2 separate regions of the Homo sapiens genome follow, and region 2 is linked to region 1. Evidence: chromatin loops called from intact Hi-C (ENCODE). Cell type or tissue: Caco-2. All regions are shown on one strand.

What was found. Hi-C counts contacts between places; a loop is a spot of excess contacts. Peaks named below come from ENCODE experiments on the same cell type or tissue, not always from the same donor. Only the 100,000 strongest peaks of a DNase experiment are listed, where the experiment ranks them.
Region 2: it touches region 1 in a loop (33-fold over the local background); 3 of 110 quality-filtered maps call a loop at or near these places.

The regions. Positions count from the first base shown.
Region 1 is chr2:126,241,645-126,249,644 of GRCh38, reverse strand. No RefSeq gene overlaps it. Among named protein-coding and RNA genes, the nearest start is that of LINC01941, 130 kb to the right of the region's middle. In Caco-2, a CTCF peak has its summit at 4,482 (motif pointing left); a DNase peak (open chromatin) is centred at 4,484.
Region 2 is chr2:126,479,699-126,487,698 of GRCh38, reverse strand. No RefSeq gene overlaps it. Among named protein-coding and RNA genes, the nearest start is that of GYPC, 170 kb to the left of the region's middle. In Caco-2, no CTCF peak of the experiment used is centred here; a DNase peak (open chromatin) is centred at 4,678.

The DNA of each region.
Region 1 (8,000 bases):
CATATAGTTTTATGTAACTATAAACACTATGCATGGTATAATGATATTTTATGTAACAAATATGACTTCATGTGACTACATTAACATGATCGTATCATATATGAAGATGGGAAATAGACAGCTTTAATCTTTTCCCCATACTTTACACCAGCCTCCTCATTCAATTCTCCTTTTTTTCTCCACTAAAAGACCACTCCCTTGTTAGTAAACCCAAATTCATAGCCTCCATATAACCAAATTTATATATTTGTCTGTATTTTTCTCTGTACTCATATTATCTTTTGTAGGTACACATATATAGAAATGTTTTTTCTGCTCAATATTATTGTTTATTCCACAAAAGACATCTTATACAGACTGAAAACAAATTTTGTTGAAATCTTCCAATTCCATTGGCATAACTCCAATTCATTTGTTGATTTTTTTTTAGCATTCCCTGCTATGGATATACAATAGTTTATTCCAGACATTCCCTACGGATGGGCAGTCCCTTTGTGAACTCTTTTTAATTCTATAGGACAGCTCCTAGAGTTGTATTTGCTGCATCAAAGAGAATATATGTTTCTAATTTTAGAGTCTTATAAACTGTTTTTAAAACATTGTCAGATTACTCCAGCAATGTGAGGGTGCCCTATCCTCACATATCTGCCATCAGTAATTTTTCCTTTTGTTGAAAAAAGTTGGCAGATTCATAAATGTAAAGAAATAGTCATTGATGCATTAATTTGCACTTCACTCATAACTGTTACATCTGAGAATGTTTTCACATATCTGCTGGCCATTTGGATTTGCTCCTGTGTAAATGGTCTCTTCTAATCCTTTGCCCATTTTTCCCACTTACCTTGTTTGTTCTCTTTTTGCAAATGTGTAAAAGATATTTGTCTATTATTAATAATTGACATCTGTCCTCATTGAAAATACTTCTCCAAGTATTTTTGTTATGTTTTGTGCTTATGGCATATAAGAGATGCATCTGGCATCTCTCATTATATATAATTTAATTTTTCAAGTCAATTCAGGTAGGTTCATATCTATTTTGCCTTGAGAATGTCCATCGAGGTTCCAGGATTTCCTTTTTTTTTTTTTACATTTAAGACTTTAATCCATTTGGAATTTATATTTTGCCATGATGTATGAAGGGGGTCCAGTTTTATATTCTTCCAGATGGATAACCAGCTGTGACTGTACCATTTATTAAACAATCCATTCCTTACCACTGAATTAAAATGCCATCATTGCCATTTATCACATTCTCACAACCAATGTGGTCTTTTACTTTATTCCCTCTTCTAGTCCATCAATGTGTCTATGTATTCCTAGACCAAACCACAGCCATATAATTTCAGTAGCTCTGTAGTACTGATTTGTTATACCAGCAATTCAAAATTCAAACGACATTTCAAAATGCCCTCACTGATTCTCCAGGATTTATACTTTCATGAAATCTTTCCAGCACTTTTATTCAATCCCTGCATATGTTACTGACATTCTAATTGGAACTTTATCGCATTTATGTTTTTTTTGGAAGCTTTGGTATATTGATATGTATTATCTAACTACCTGTCATGATATGAACCTTATAATCCACTTTTCAGACCTTATTTAATAGTGTGTCTTTGGCCATCTGTAGCCTCAGCAGCTGGGAGATGCACAAGGCGGAGGAGAAGGCAGAGCAACAAGCTCAGCGTCTTCATGATTCTCCGCCTGGCCTCCTTTCCACGGTCTCTACCCACCCCTCCATGCCTGTCATTTGCCTGTTTGGTCTCAAGCTAGTTCCTTGTTTTTCTGTTTCTGTATCGTAGGAAGTTCCATTACCCAGAATCTCTTGCCCTCTGTCTTCCTGCTAAATTCATTCAATAGGAGGTTTGAGGACAGAGGCAGGGCAGAGGGAGGGTATTTCTTTGTACTTTCTCTCTCTTCCCACCAGCTGCCCCAGAAAAAGTGCTTTCAGGGAGATTCCAGCTCCTCCTAATCAGTCTCACCCCAGTTTTAGCTCATTCTGGGCAGCCCTGGCTCTTGAATCCTGCTAGCAGCATTCTTGTCTGATCCCTCCAACCCTAGAGTACCAGAGGTTCCTGCTGCTTGCTAAGCCCAAGAAGGCTTCACCATTCTCTGTGAAGCTGCTAAGTTCTGCTGTCCCTCTGTAACTAATTCCCTGCATTAAATTATTTTTGTTTGAAACACCTAGAGTCATTTCCATTTTTCTGTCTGAATCATGACTAACACATCATCCAAACATATTTCTCATCACTCTCTACTTGACATTGAAAATTTCCTTGAAGCACAGTAATAAAGGGGGATTTTTTTCTTTTTTTGACCTCTTTGCACATTTTCTTCCCTAGTTGTAGGAGGTCGGTTCTGACTGCCCTCTGCAGGTATGCACACACCTTCCTCTCTACACCCACTACATCGTACGTGTGTCTCCGGAAATCGCCTCAGTAATATACAATCTCTATACTAGCTGTGGAGCAACTTGAGGGCAGCTAGCATGGGTTTTATTTATTCCCAAGGGCTGATTTGCTTGCTGTGTGGTAGGAGCAGGTGCCCTGTATACATGTGTGGAAAAAAGAGAGGATGGAGAGAAGGAAGGAGATAGGGAATGAAGGATTCTGCGAGGGCGTGAATGTTAATGTTGTAGCAGTAAGAGGGTACTTCATATTTCAGAGGGGAAAGGATACGTCATAGACCACTAGGGCTAACTGTGTTTGTAGCATGGTAGGGTCATGTGGAATAGGGCTTTAATGATTATGTGTAGCTTTTGGAAAAATGAAACATGAATTAATACTAAATCAGTATAAAATGTGAGTCCTAGTTTATTTATTTTGATAAAGGCAACAATAATATGTATTTGTACAGTGCTATGAATTTAAAACATAATCACATATTTAAAAAAATCTAAAAGTCTACAAATATGTGTTAAAAATCACCTGCATGAAGTCAGGAAATAAATGAAATTAGGCCCATAATAATAATAATGGGAATACAGTTTGGAAAGCAAGAAGTAAAATTATCTTTATTTATAGTCTATGTAAAAAATACAAAAAAGTTACTAGAAATAGTAAGTGAGCTTAGCAAGGTTGCAGGGTAAAAGTTCAGTATATAAAATTAATTGAAATTATACATATGTACAGTGAATAACTGGAAATAAAACCTAAAAATAATAATATAATTTGTAATAGCAATAAAAATGCAAAATACTTAGGGATGAATATAACAAAATATGTGCAAGAACAATATACTGAAAAATATAAAATGTTGCTGAAAAAAATTATAAAAAACCTAAATGAATAAAAAGATATTTTACAGTCATGAGTCAGCTGACTTAAGGTTGTTAATATGTAATTGACCTATGGACTCAACATAATCGCTATCAAATCTCAGTATAATCTTAAATGTGCAGTAACGTGAGGTGTGAGCATACTGCATCACTGAACCTCTCTGCGTCCTGGCTTACTTATCCAGTAGGGACCTGGATTCCCTGGTCCTTTAGCTCTATTTCAGTTCTAAAATTGTATTCTAAATCTTATTTTTCTTTCCAATGACAACAACAAAACACACACACTCTCTCTCTCTCTCTCTCTCTCTCTCTCTCTCTCTCTCTCTCACTCTCTCTGTTACCCACATTCTATTTAGAAAAGTAGGACATCTATTATAAATTCAGCTGGAAAAATATTACTTGAACCTCTGATGAGATTGAATTGGAACCCTTTCCAAGAGCTATTCCAGAGAGACGAGAAGATAAACAGGTGAGCCGCAGAAGAAGAAGGGGCTAATAGAGAGGGACAACTGTTTGATTAGATGCTTAGATTGAAGCTTGGAATAAGCTAAGAGGTCAGAGAAGATAAGTTTTGCGTGCGCGCGCGCGCGCGCGCGCGCGCGCACACACACACACACACACACAGATTGCTGAGGTTTGCTGTGAAGCTTAGGCAATTCAGAGTCTTGTGAAGATTTAGAAATAAAAAATTTTGTAGGCATGATTGGGAGGGACAGGGATTCGGGTGGGGTGGGACACTCGGAGTTATCTGACAATCTAATAAAGATGCAGGGAATTTATAGTTTCAGGGCACCTCCAGATATCAAATAAGAATAAAGAAATACCTGATAATTGACCCAATGATGAATTAATTGGCATATTAGCTGTAATACAATTTTTCACAACTTGACTCACCAGAAAAATTACTGCAGTTTTGTTCCCTATTAATGCATTTGAATTTATACTTTATTAAAGCATTAAATCTCCTGGGAAAGGGTATTTGATCTTTCTTTTTCTTAAGGGGTTTTCTAAATGTGGCCTTCAAGATAGGCAAATTTTAAATTTTAAAACTTGTAATTTGAGGAAAATATGTGCTAAAAAATAGCTCCTGCCTCGTGATGCTTTGGGCATGCTCACCTCCCTTCATGAAATGGACAAACCTTCCATGAGCACCTGCTATCTGCCAGGCCACAAAGTGGTGCTGGAGGTAAAAGTCTCTTTAGTTACAGGCCCTGCCTTCAAAGATCCCACAGCGCCTCCTGCAGGAGTTACTTTGAGTGCTGTTTGGAAGATACCAGGGAGGCAGGACTAGAAAAATGAGTTACTTAAAAGAGAAGGCACTGGAAGTCTCCTTAGGGACCATGTTAGCGCTCCAATGCCCCAGGACCCCTGAGATGTAAAGCTGGTGATGAGGTAGGCCAAGGGAGAAAATGCAACACAGTTCCTTTGAGAATTACAGGATGAGTTTCCCACCTCCATCCCATGCTTTCCTATCTGCTTGCAGTTCTCCAAGAGGGATGCGATTCCCTGCACCTCTGCCTCTCTTCCCTCCCAGCTAACTCAGATTGCCTTTGTGAGTAGCATATTTACCCAAAGCAGATTGAATCATGAAGTTCACTGCTGATGAGGACAGCAGTGTCTCTATTTTCATAAATGTGAATTGGGTATTCTCACTAGAAGAGGTGTTGGCCAACCTGGCATGCTGCTTTCAGGGATACCGGCCACAGGAGATCAATGCAGGGGGCCGTGGCTCTGGGGAATTCTTGTGGATTCAGAACAGGAGTCTCAGGTTCCTGGGTTTGGGGTGAATGTCCCAACACACTTTTCTTGCCAACCCTAATCCCTAACTAGCTAAGGGCAGATCCCAAGGAATGTTTTCCAATGTGACTCCTCCTTGGCAGTGGAGACGGAACTGTCATGTTTCCAGTTCCAGACCTATTCTTTAGAAAGCTTTCCCCTTGAAGTTCATTTCTTCTCAACCAAAGCCCTGGTTCTCTCCTGAAAATGATGAAGCCTTTGGAAAGTCCCTTTCCTTCTCTGGGTGCTTATTTCCCATTTCTAAGGTGAGGATGGGAGCCTGGGGAATGTGCTTGTGCTATTTCTTTGAAACCAACAGTACAAAGGGTTGGAGGCTGGATAAGGGTATGGTTAGATAGAAGGTTGGTTATGGTGTCTGTATCCTCCAGAGTTGCAGAAGGAATACATGACATGATCAACACAGCTTTTAATTAAATAGATTTGTAAGGAAAGTCCCATTTACCTGAAATGGAATAGAGTCTTTGGAAAGACCCAAAGATGCAGGTGGAGCTAAGGAAATAATAGATGGCAAAACAACCAGAGAGTAGTGACAGTGGGAAGCTGTTCCTACTCTTGGTCTGAAGGAGAATGGGAAGGGTCATGTCACCAGCACTGGTGACAGTTGTAGCTGTGTTAGAGAAACTGCCCAGAGAAGCCATGAGGGAACATGTGGATACACAGATTCCCCCTCCTTTCTGCTCTCTGCTCATCTCCCACAGGCTCCTCCCATCTTCTCATCTGCAGTGCTACATCTTGTTATCTATAGCCAACCAAAAGCTGGAAGGCAAGGGGGTGCACCTGATGCAGTGCATGGAGATCAGCCTCTCCGGACAAAGAGCAAGGCAGGAAAGGTTCAGGTCTATCCAAGAGGCAATCAAAGCATCACCAGCACAGTAGGATGGCTGCTGGAAGAAATCAGCCCTGAGGTACTACTGCTCAAATGCAATAGAAGTCTATTTTTTCCTCAGATAATTGTCCAGAATGGATTTTCCTGGTTGGTGGGTGCCTCTACTCCACTCAGGAACTCAGGGACTCAGGACTGCTCCAGCTGGTGACTTCCCCTCCTCCTGGGGCATCGTCTGTGTTGCCATCCCACCTTCGGAAGGGAAAAGGGGCATAAAGACACATCTGTGTAAGGTTTCTTAAGAGCCATGCCTGGAATTGGCAAGTATCATTCACATTCACATTTGTTTAAAGACAGTTTGGTTACACATTCACATCATACTACAAGGGATTCAGTGCAATGAAGAGGAGTTTTGTGCCGCCAAAAGGGAAAATAGAATTCTGTTAACAAGTAGCATCTGGGAGAGAATTCTGCAGAATCCAGAATTCTGAGTTTTCTAAAAGATCACTATTCTACCATCTTGGAGTAGGAGCTCTGTGAGTGAGATTCAATATCACTGAACCCCACCCTCACCCCAACATAGAGGAAAACCTGTAGTAAGAGAAAAATCGCTCTAAAGTGATTTTAGGCTAAAGCCCCTGACACACGTAAGTGACATTCTCAGAGTGATGTCTCCACTCTACAGTGAAACACTCACACTCATGTTTATCTCACTCCTGCCTCCGTCAGGGTTCATTTCTTCCTTTCTTCTCACTGTGGTCCTGTGGGTTACTTCTGTATTGAGCACCACAAATTAACTTCACCCATAATCTATTCCAGCCCCAGGGACCCCAGTTGCCACAATCCAGTGTCCCCCTGGATAAGCATCAAGTCTTGAGACTGAATATACTTTGTAATCTCCTCCAGTGTACAATAGAAAAAAGAACTGCAGTTGTAAAGATTTCTGCACAAAGGCCTCATTCTGTATCATCTGTCACATAACCAGTCTCATTAAGTATCCAACCTTGAGAGATCAATAAGCATTGACCTGATGACACATTATTCCTTGAAACCATCATAGATGTTTTTGATATGTGCTTTTTGTTGTTGTTCAATAATTTATTTGAATGAGTGCCCATTTATTTTCAGAAAATTACTTTTGGCTTTGTTAAAGAGGCGTATGCATGAAGAAGAGCAACAAGCCATACTGGTCCTTGTCCATGCGTCTATACTGGTCCTTGTTCATGCGTCTGGTTGTGCTTTTCTCATTGTTCTCTACCTGGAGTCTCAGACCATCACAGAAGCTATGGTATTAGCAGGGGAATAACCATCAGACCAGACTACAAAGAGGAAAGTTGGGTTTCAGTGCATGATATTCTCTATACGTTAGCCATAATGATTTGAACTAGCGCATACCCTTGTCATTTATAAGAAATGTTCTACAATATTCTAAATTCCCTAAATTTGCATAAATTGTAGCATGTAATTCCAACCTTAGATGCAGTAAATATAACTGGAAAATGTAATTGAACCCCATAGACCCTAAACTGTTGTATAAATATAGAACCAAAGTAATTTATTAAGCTATTTTCTGGCTAAGAATCAGCATTGTCTATTCATTGGCACTGCAAGCATTAGCAATTGGCCCTCTCTTCAGGGTCATTTTCTGCAAAGAAATAAAGTCTTCATACTTTCACCACAGTTTGTGCTTAAGCAATGAGAAGGATGAAAGCTGCACAATCTCGCTGAGAGGCTAGCTCAGCAATTCTCAACTGGCATCAGTCTCCCAGCCCTGAGCAAAATTATAGCTTGTTGCAAGGATCCAGATCTTTGGGCATCTGCACATGAAGTGCAGACCTTCCAGCAGGCCCAGCCCCAATCTTTGCTCAATTCACTCTGTGTAGGTGCTAGTGTTCTCTGAAAAGCGGTTCTTAGCTCCCAGGGTAAGTCATGTGTCTTGTCTGGTTCCATACAAGGTCCTGTGCCTTTCCGTATCAGGAATTTTACCACATGTGTCTATTTATACATCCGAGTCCTGCAATAGACTTTTAGCTTCTTGACCAGGCACTGTGACTCAGAAATTACATAGCCATTGGATACTTTCCTGGAAGAATTTCCTTGAGA
Region 2 (8,000 bases), 240 kb before region 1:
GACAACAACTACAAAGTGGAAACAAAATATAAAACCAAATCTTTTTGAAGGTGTTAGAGGACTACTAAACCAGCCAGAGCGTAAAAGATCAGAATCTGAGAGAAAGGAAAGCATATTAAGATGCGGCCAATATTCCACCAGGATTTCTCCATAGAGGCATTTGACAGTTCATAAGTGGCGTGGAGCTTGGAGGCTCAGAAGCCAAGCAGGAAGCAATAACTAAAACTTGGGAAACCAAGCAGAGCCTTCTGCAGCCTCATGGGGATAGGGAAATTGAACCTGAACTCCTAGACTACAAGGCAGTCAGGTGAGGATAGACCAAGATGGCAGAGAGGAGGAAGTGCTTTAGGTATTCACAGCCAACTGTCTCACCCTTCTTCCTAAGATATTTGTTCCTCTTTAGGCACAGGGGTTCAGAAGGCAAGAGGAAAGCAGTAAATAAGAGAATAGGGAGTTGAGCAGAAATAGCAGTTGCACCTGGCTGAGAAGACAGAGGGAAATTCTGAACTTGCCAAAAGAGCTTGGTAAACACTGCAACTTCCACTAGTTGGAGTAAGAATGAACTTCATAGGAGGAGTAAGGATGTAAATCCACTCTCAGAAAACTGAGCTCAAACCAGGGTAAGACTGTCTACTCAAAATAAATGCTTACTTGGAAGAAGATAGAATCAGACAGAGCTTAAAGTTATCTGTGTAAATTCTAATACAAAACTGTGTGGCATTCAATTCAAACTACTAGGTATACCAAGAGTCTGGACTAAATTTTTTTTTTACAAAAAGGAGGGGAAGGCCAGGCGCAGTAGCTCACGCCTGTAATTCCAGCACTTTGGGAGGCCAAGGCAGGTGGATCACCTGAGGTCAGGAGTTCAAGACCAGCCTGGCCAACACAGAGAAACCCCATCTCTACTAAAAATACAAAAATTAGCCAGGCATGATGGCAGACGCCTGTAATCTCAGCTACTTGGGAGGCTGAGGCAGGAAAATCACTTGTACCTGGAGGCAGAGGTCACAGTGAGCTGAGACTGTGCCACTGCACTACAGCCTGGGCAACAGAGTGAGACTCTGTCTCAAAAAAATTAAATTAAATTAAATTAAAAAAGGAAGGGAAAAAGACCATAAAAATGGGCCCATATGGATCCTTAGTCATCAAAGTTATCAGAAACAGACTTTAAAATAGTAATATTTTCAACAAAATAAGTGACAAGTAGGACAATTTTTACAGAAACTTGGAATCCAAAAATAAGACAAGCAGGAATTATAGAAATGAAAAATATATAAAATTAAAAGTCCAATATGTGATTTAACAGCAAATTAAAAAAAACGAAAAGGTTATGAAAACTATAAAATAGTCCATAGACATATCTGAATTGAAGCATAGAGAGAAAAAATTAAAAACACAAAATAACATAAATGACACATGAGAAAGAGTGAAAATGACTTTATATGTGTGACTAAAGTCCTAAGAGAAGAGGGGAGTAAGACTAGGGCACAGCAGTATTTGAGGAGATACTGGCAAGTAACTTGCCAAAACCAATTAAAAATATCAAATCACAGGTTCAGGAAGATTTACAAGCCCCAAGGAGAAATATGCAACTAGATATATAACTAGGCACATCAGAGTAAAACTGCCACATACCAAAGTCAATGAGATAATTTTAAATGAGATAGATAAAATAAAATATTACTTCCAAAGAACCACAGTCTTCTCAGTAGAAATTATTGAATCCAGAGACATGGAACACCATTTAAAAAGTATTACTATAAAATAAATGCCAACATATAATTTTATATTTAAAAAATCCTCCAAAAATGAAAGTAAACTAAGTGCATCTTTAGACAAACAAAAGCAACAATTTCACAACTCAGAGATCTTCATTAAAATAAATTCTAGAGGGATTTATTTGAGCAGAGGAAAGATAACTTTAGATGGAAGTATGGAAACACAGAAGTGAATAAATAGTCCTGGAACAGTGTATATGGGAAAGGTAAATCTAAATTTATATGGACTATAAAAAAAATCAGTCTCATAGGCTTTAATGTCAATGGAAAATTAAAATACATAAAAATAATAATGTCACATTTGTGTGAAGGGGATTTAAGAGTTACATTGTTTTAAAGTATTTGCATTGTCTAAAACATGTACAAAGAACTCATATTATGCTTTAATATGTCAAAGAAGCATGTAACCATTGAAAAGAATAAAATAATCATTCTCAGCAGACTAACACAGGAACAGAAAACCAAACACTGCATATTCTCACTCATAAGTGGGAGCTGAACAATGAGAACACATGGACACAGAGAGGGGAACAACACACACCATTGCCTGTTGGGGGTTGGGAGCAAGGGGAGGGAGAGCGTTAGGACAAATACCTAATGCATGCAGGACTTAAAACCTAGATGATGGGTTGATGGGTGCAGCAAACCACCATGGCACATGTATACCTATGACAAACCTGCACACTCTGCACATGTATCCCGGAACTTAAAGTAAAGTTTTAAAAAAAAGAAAAAGGAAGAAAAGAATAAAATAATTTATAATAAGCTAATAGGTAAATTGAATGATTAAAATATTTCTTGATTGACTCAAAGGAAGATAAGAATGAAAAGGGATTATAGAACATATAGAACAAATACAGAAAACATGTAGTAAAGTAACTTTAAACACAGATATGTCATTATATTAAATTTAAGCTCTTTATCACATTATATGGAGCAAGAGTAAGCAGGATACACAGAAAAGCAGCAGCAACATTTGTGCAGTGCTTAAAGAGAAACACAGTAAAAAATCAGACACTCGGAGAGATGTTCCCTAGTGATGGAAAAGTAAAAATGGACACAAAACCTGGTTATGTGTAGAGTTCTCCGGCGTACACTTCACCCTCTCTGGAGAGTGGCAGTGCGTGGAGTCTTATTCTGTAAATTTCCTCCTCGTTATTCTCAGCTAATTGTTGCCACCACAAGGGCTGAAGTGACTCCTTTGAGTATTGATGGGAATATATTGATAGAGTCTCTTTTTGGATCTGCAGTAAGGGCACTGCTGCTCAGGATGGGAAAAGCAAAGCTCTGGCTATTCATAACAAGCCTGAATCAAATATGAATATCAATGGCTGTTTCTAGAATGAAAATGCAATGTCTTGTTTCATTTATTTTAAACAAAACTAATCTCTTATAAGCATATCTGAGACTGAGGGTCCTCCCGCCCTGCCATAGGCTTCAGCCTATTCCTGGCTTTAGAGATGACGGCCACTGATTAAGTTGCACGTGAGAAAGTTAATTCTTCCATTCCAAGAAGTGTCAGGAGTTATGGAATTTAAAGTTATCCTGAGTGAAACAGAAACAAGCTCCTCCTGTTAGTCCTCAGGTAGCCCCCAGACAGGTGAGAGCACACAAACAGCAGATGAGAATAAGCTCCACTCTGCTCACTCTGGAAGCAAGGTCCTAGGCCTACACTGAGAATGTTGGTTTTAGTCTTCAAGGTCAGCACCTAGCAGTGGGGAGGGTGGGACAAAGGTGGGTAATACACCACAATGCTGTCCTACAGCCTTCACTTGCTTCTGTAAACCTTCCTTGTTGTCCAGAGTTCTGACACAGTTGGTTCATGCAGTTTCTGCTTATTTTCTGGTGCTTCTTTGGAGGAACAGGAGTTTGAAGCTGACTCCTCTGCCATTTTGCTGACTTGAGTCTTTCTGAACTTCCAAAAAATAATAATTCTAATAATTTGTATGTAAATTCTCTTGTTTTACATGTAAATTAACTTATGATCTTGTAATTATTTTATTTTTATTTCTTTTTCATATATAGCTAATTCTATATATAATTATGTTTTATAATACATAATACTATGTATGTAATATATAATCTATATGTCATATTATGTTTACTATATACATACACACGTACTAACTAGCTGCCTAGCTAGCTAACAGGATATCTCACAGCACAGCTAGAACTACTAAAAAAAGTTGTATATAAAACAATGCTAGAATTATAAGTATATTATAGATATACTTTCTACAATTAAAGATGGTCCTCACATGCCTAATTTGCTGAAAGTTGTTTGCTTTTGATAGCGGCAAAAGGCAGACAAATACTAGGCAGACAGAGGTGGGTCCCCGTTAAAATCCCACCTTCAAACCAAAGACAGATTAAAACCTGAAAGCAAAGCTAAAAAGTCTCGGATAAATCCACGAACCCGATTGAGAACCTCTCTTCTTGTTAGGCATGCTTTCCTCTGATTGATCCCCACCCTTCCCCTAGTTTACATATACCTACCCTTCCCTAGTTGGTTTTTTACACTGTCATGCCCATCTTTGAGTGGTGCCTTTGTTTTAGCCTTTTTTTGCATACTCACAAACCAATCAGCATGCACGCCTCCGTTCTGAGCTCATATAAAGCCCCAGATTCAGCCACACTAGAGAGAGACTGGCTGCCTTTGGGCGGAGAGGGGAGTGGTCTCTTCTGGTGGGAAGAGACTACTCGACTTCAGAGAAGGGGTTCCCTCTTGGGTGCCTTCTCTGCTGAGAGCTGTCACTCAGTAAAACTCTCCTCACCCTTGGGTTGCCAGCATAACCTCATTCTTCTTGGATGCAGGACAAGAACTCAGGACCCGCTGAACACAGGTATGGAAAAAGGCTGTAAAACTGTATGTAGCCCTCTGTCTTATGCCAGCAGAGGGCAGCCACATGTGACAGGAAGCAGCATCAGGGCGGACAGCCAGGGTGAGACAACAGGACTAAAAGAGCTGTTAGGACGCTGTAACATCCCTTCTGAGGCTTCGGGGTCACTGGCATCCCTGTTTTGGCACTGCGTTCCCTTCAGCCAGGTGCTGGCGCCCAAGGCAGAAACAGGTTGTGGCACGTCCTGCCCAGATTCAGGCTGAACGCAGATCCTTCGGCTAGCATGGGATCTAGGGGGGACTGCAAGCCAAGTGAAGCCCACCAGGCTGAGTGGGCAGGGTGCCTTCTGCAGGGAGCCCAGGATGAATGAGATCCAGTGGGTGGTGTCGCTGGCCGTGGAGGTCTCCGGCTGGCGATGCGGCTCCGAGAAAAATCCTGCCTCACTTTTAACCATTACTTTGTTTTAAATTTTACCTAATGCATTTTCTACATTTATTCAAACTATCATTTAAAAAATATCAAATACAGTCATGCGTTGCTTAACGACAGAGACATATTCTGACAAATATGTCACTAGGCGATTCCATCATTGTTTGAACTTCACGGAGTGTACTTTATACCAACTTAGATGGTACAGCGGGTTACTGTACTGAGTACTGTAGGCAATGGTAACATAATAGTAAACATTTGTGTATCTCAACATATCTAAACATAGAAAAGGTACAGTAAAAATATGGGATTATAAACTTATGTGATCACCATTGCGTACATGGTTCATTGCTGATCCAAACATGATTATGTGGCACGTGACTATATATACCTATTAAAGTTTCTTTGCATCTTTAGATGAATCCAACAATTTAGTCATTTTTTACAATAACTTGCTGAATCCTGTTTGTTATATTTTGTTTAGCAATATGTATTCCTATTCAAAAATCACACTGGCTCATAATTACCCTTCATCATGCAGACCTTGTCTAGCATGTGTTTTATCATCACCTCACATTAGTTGTGTATTATGATGTGTTTTTTCTTATAAGAGCTTTTATATATTTGATGTAATATATTTTTAAATGTTTCTTAACAATGGACACTAAAGCCTTGGTAATTGTAGACAAGTAACAATAAAATGTGTTATCCAAACCAATTTTGAGAGTGAAAAAAATCACTATTAGTATTTTCACTGTGGCTGGGTGTGGTACCTCATGCCTGTAATCCCAGCACTTTGGCAGGCTGAGGTGGGTGGATCATCTGAGGTCAGCAATTCGAGACCAGCCTGACCAACATTATGGAACCCTGTCTCTACTAAAAGTACAAATATTAGCCGGGCGTGGTGGACTGTGATTGTAATCCCACCTAATCAGGAGGCTGAGGCAGGATAGTATCTTGAACCCGGGAAGTAGAAATTGCAGGCCGGGCATGGTGGGTCACGTCTATAATACCAGCACTTTGGGAGGCCGAGGCGGGTGGATCACCAGGTCAGGAGATCGAGACCAGCCTGGCCAACATGGTGAAACCCCATCTCACCTAAAAACACAAAAATTAGCTGGGCATGGCGGCACGTGCCTGTAGTCCCAGCTACTCGGGAGGCTGAGGCAGGAGAATTGCTTGAACCCAGGAAGTGGAGGTTGCAGTGAGCCAAGATTGTACCACTGCACACCAGCGTGGACAACATAGTGAGACCCTGTCTCAAAAAAAGAAAAAGAAATCCCCTGGGACAATAGACACAGACCAGAACTAACATCAACAAACTGGGATATAGAGTCACCTTATTACATATTTATTAATTATTCATATGTTCTTCAGTCAGTTTTAAAAAATTATACTTTCCAGAAATTGTAATTATTTTTCAAAAATTTGTGTAGTATTGGCAGGAGTTTGTCCTAGTATCATCTTATCAGCTAGTATTATCTCTAGGATAATTTTGCTTCTTTTCCCGCTAGTGCATCCCTACAATTTTGCTTTGGGTTTTGTTTATCTGGAACTGCCTTTATTTGCTTCGTTATCCATGTTAGTACTTTTAGTGGGTACAATATCCTATATTTATGGTCATCTTCTCTAGGGACTTTGAGATATTATTTAATTACCATTTGGCTTCTGTTGTTTAAGAGAAATCTTTTGCCAATTTGTTTGTCATCTTTTCATATTAATCTGTTTTTCCTTTCTGATTACTTTAACAATCATCTATTTTCCCCTGGTATTGGGATGTTTCTTTATATACTACATCTAGATATAGGTTTATGATTGTGTATCTTCATTAAGATTTGTTGTTTTTCGTGAATCTGATGACTTGGGCATCTAATGATTCTTCTGAATATTGTAGCTCCCATATTTTCTATTTTTTCTTCTGCCAGAACTCCACGTAGATATATGTTAGATGTTATTTTTCTATGTGCTTTATATCTCAATCTCTCATATTTTTCATTTTCTTACTTTGTTGTGCTTCACTCTTGATAAAATCTTCAGACCTATTTTTATGTTTTCTAATTTATTCTTTATTTTATCAAATCTGCTGTTTTGAAGTGGTTATATTTAGTTGTATTTCAAATCTTCCTGGTAGCCTTTAAATTGAAATATAATACAACATGCATTTTAACAAATGAAGTTGATATCTAGTAAACAAACAAAGCATTAGATTTTATAGATAGTGAATTAACAGTGTCCTGGGTGACTCTTTGTGGTCCCTTCCAGGCGTTGCCTGCCTCTGCCCCATGGTAACCACACTCCTCCTTTCTAACACAAATACTTTTGGCTGTTTCTCAATTTCAATAAATAAAATGAATACAGTATTTTCTCTTTTGAGTTTGTCTTTTCTTGTTTGATATTATCTTTATAAGATTGATTGCATCATCGCAATTAGCAATGCTTCATTATTTTTCATTGCCTTATTCTTATGAATGATTATACCACAATTTACTTTTTGCTTGTATTGGCAAAGGAGATTTAGATTGTTTCAGATTGGGGCTTTTTATGAGCAGTGGCTCTAGACCTTGTCATCTGGTGCATATTTTGCACTTGTCTATGGGTATATAGGTAGGAGCAAGATAGAGCCATACTCAATCATAGAACTGGTGTATGTTGAACTTTAGTATGTACTTCCAAAGTGCACCCATTTATATTCCACCAACAATGCCACATTGTCACCAAATTTGATTTTTCTACTCACTATATCAGTGGTCACCAATGTTTTTGGCATCATGGGCCCATTTCATGGATGACAGTTTTTCCACAGACCAGTGGTGGAGTGGTGAGGGAATGGTTTCAGGATGATTCAAGCACATTACATTTACTGTGGACTTTATTTCTATTATTATTTCATTGTAATATGTAATGAAATAATTATACAACTCACCATAATGTAGAATCAGTGTGTTAGTCTGTT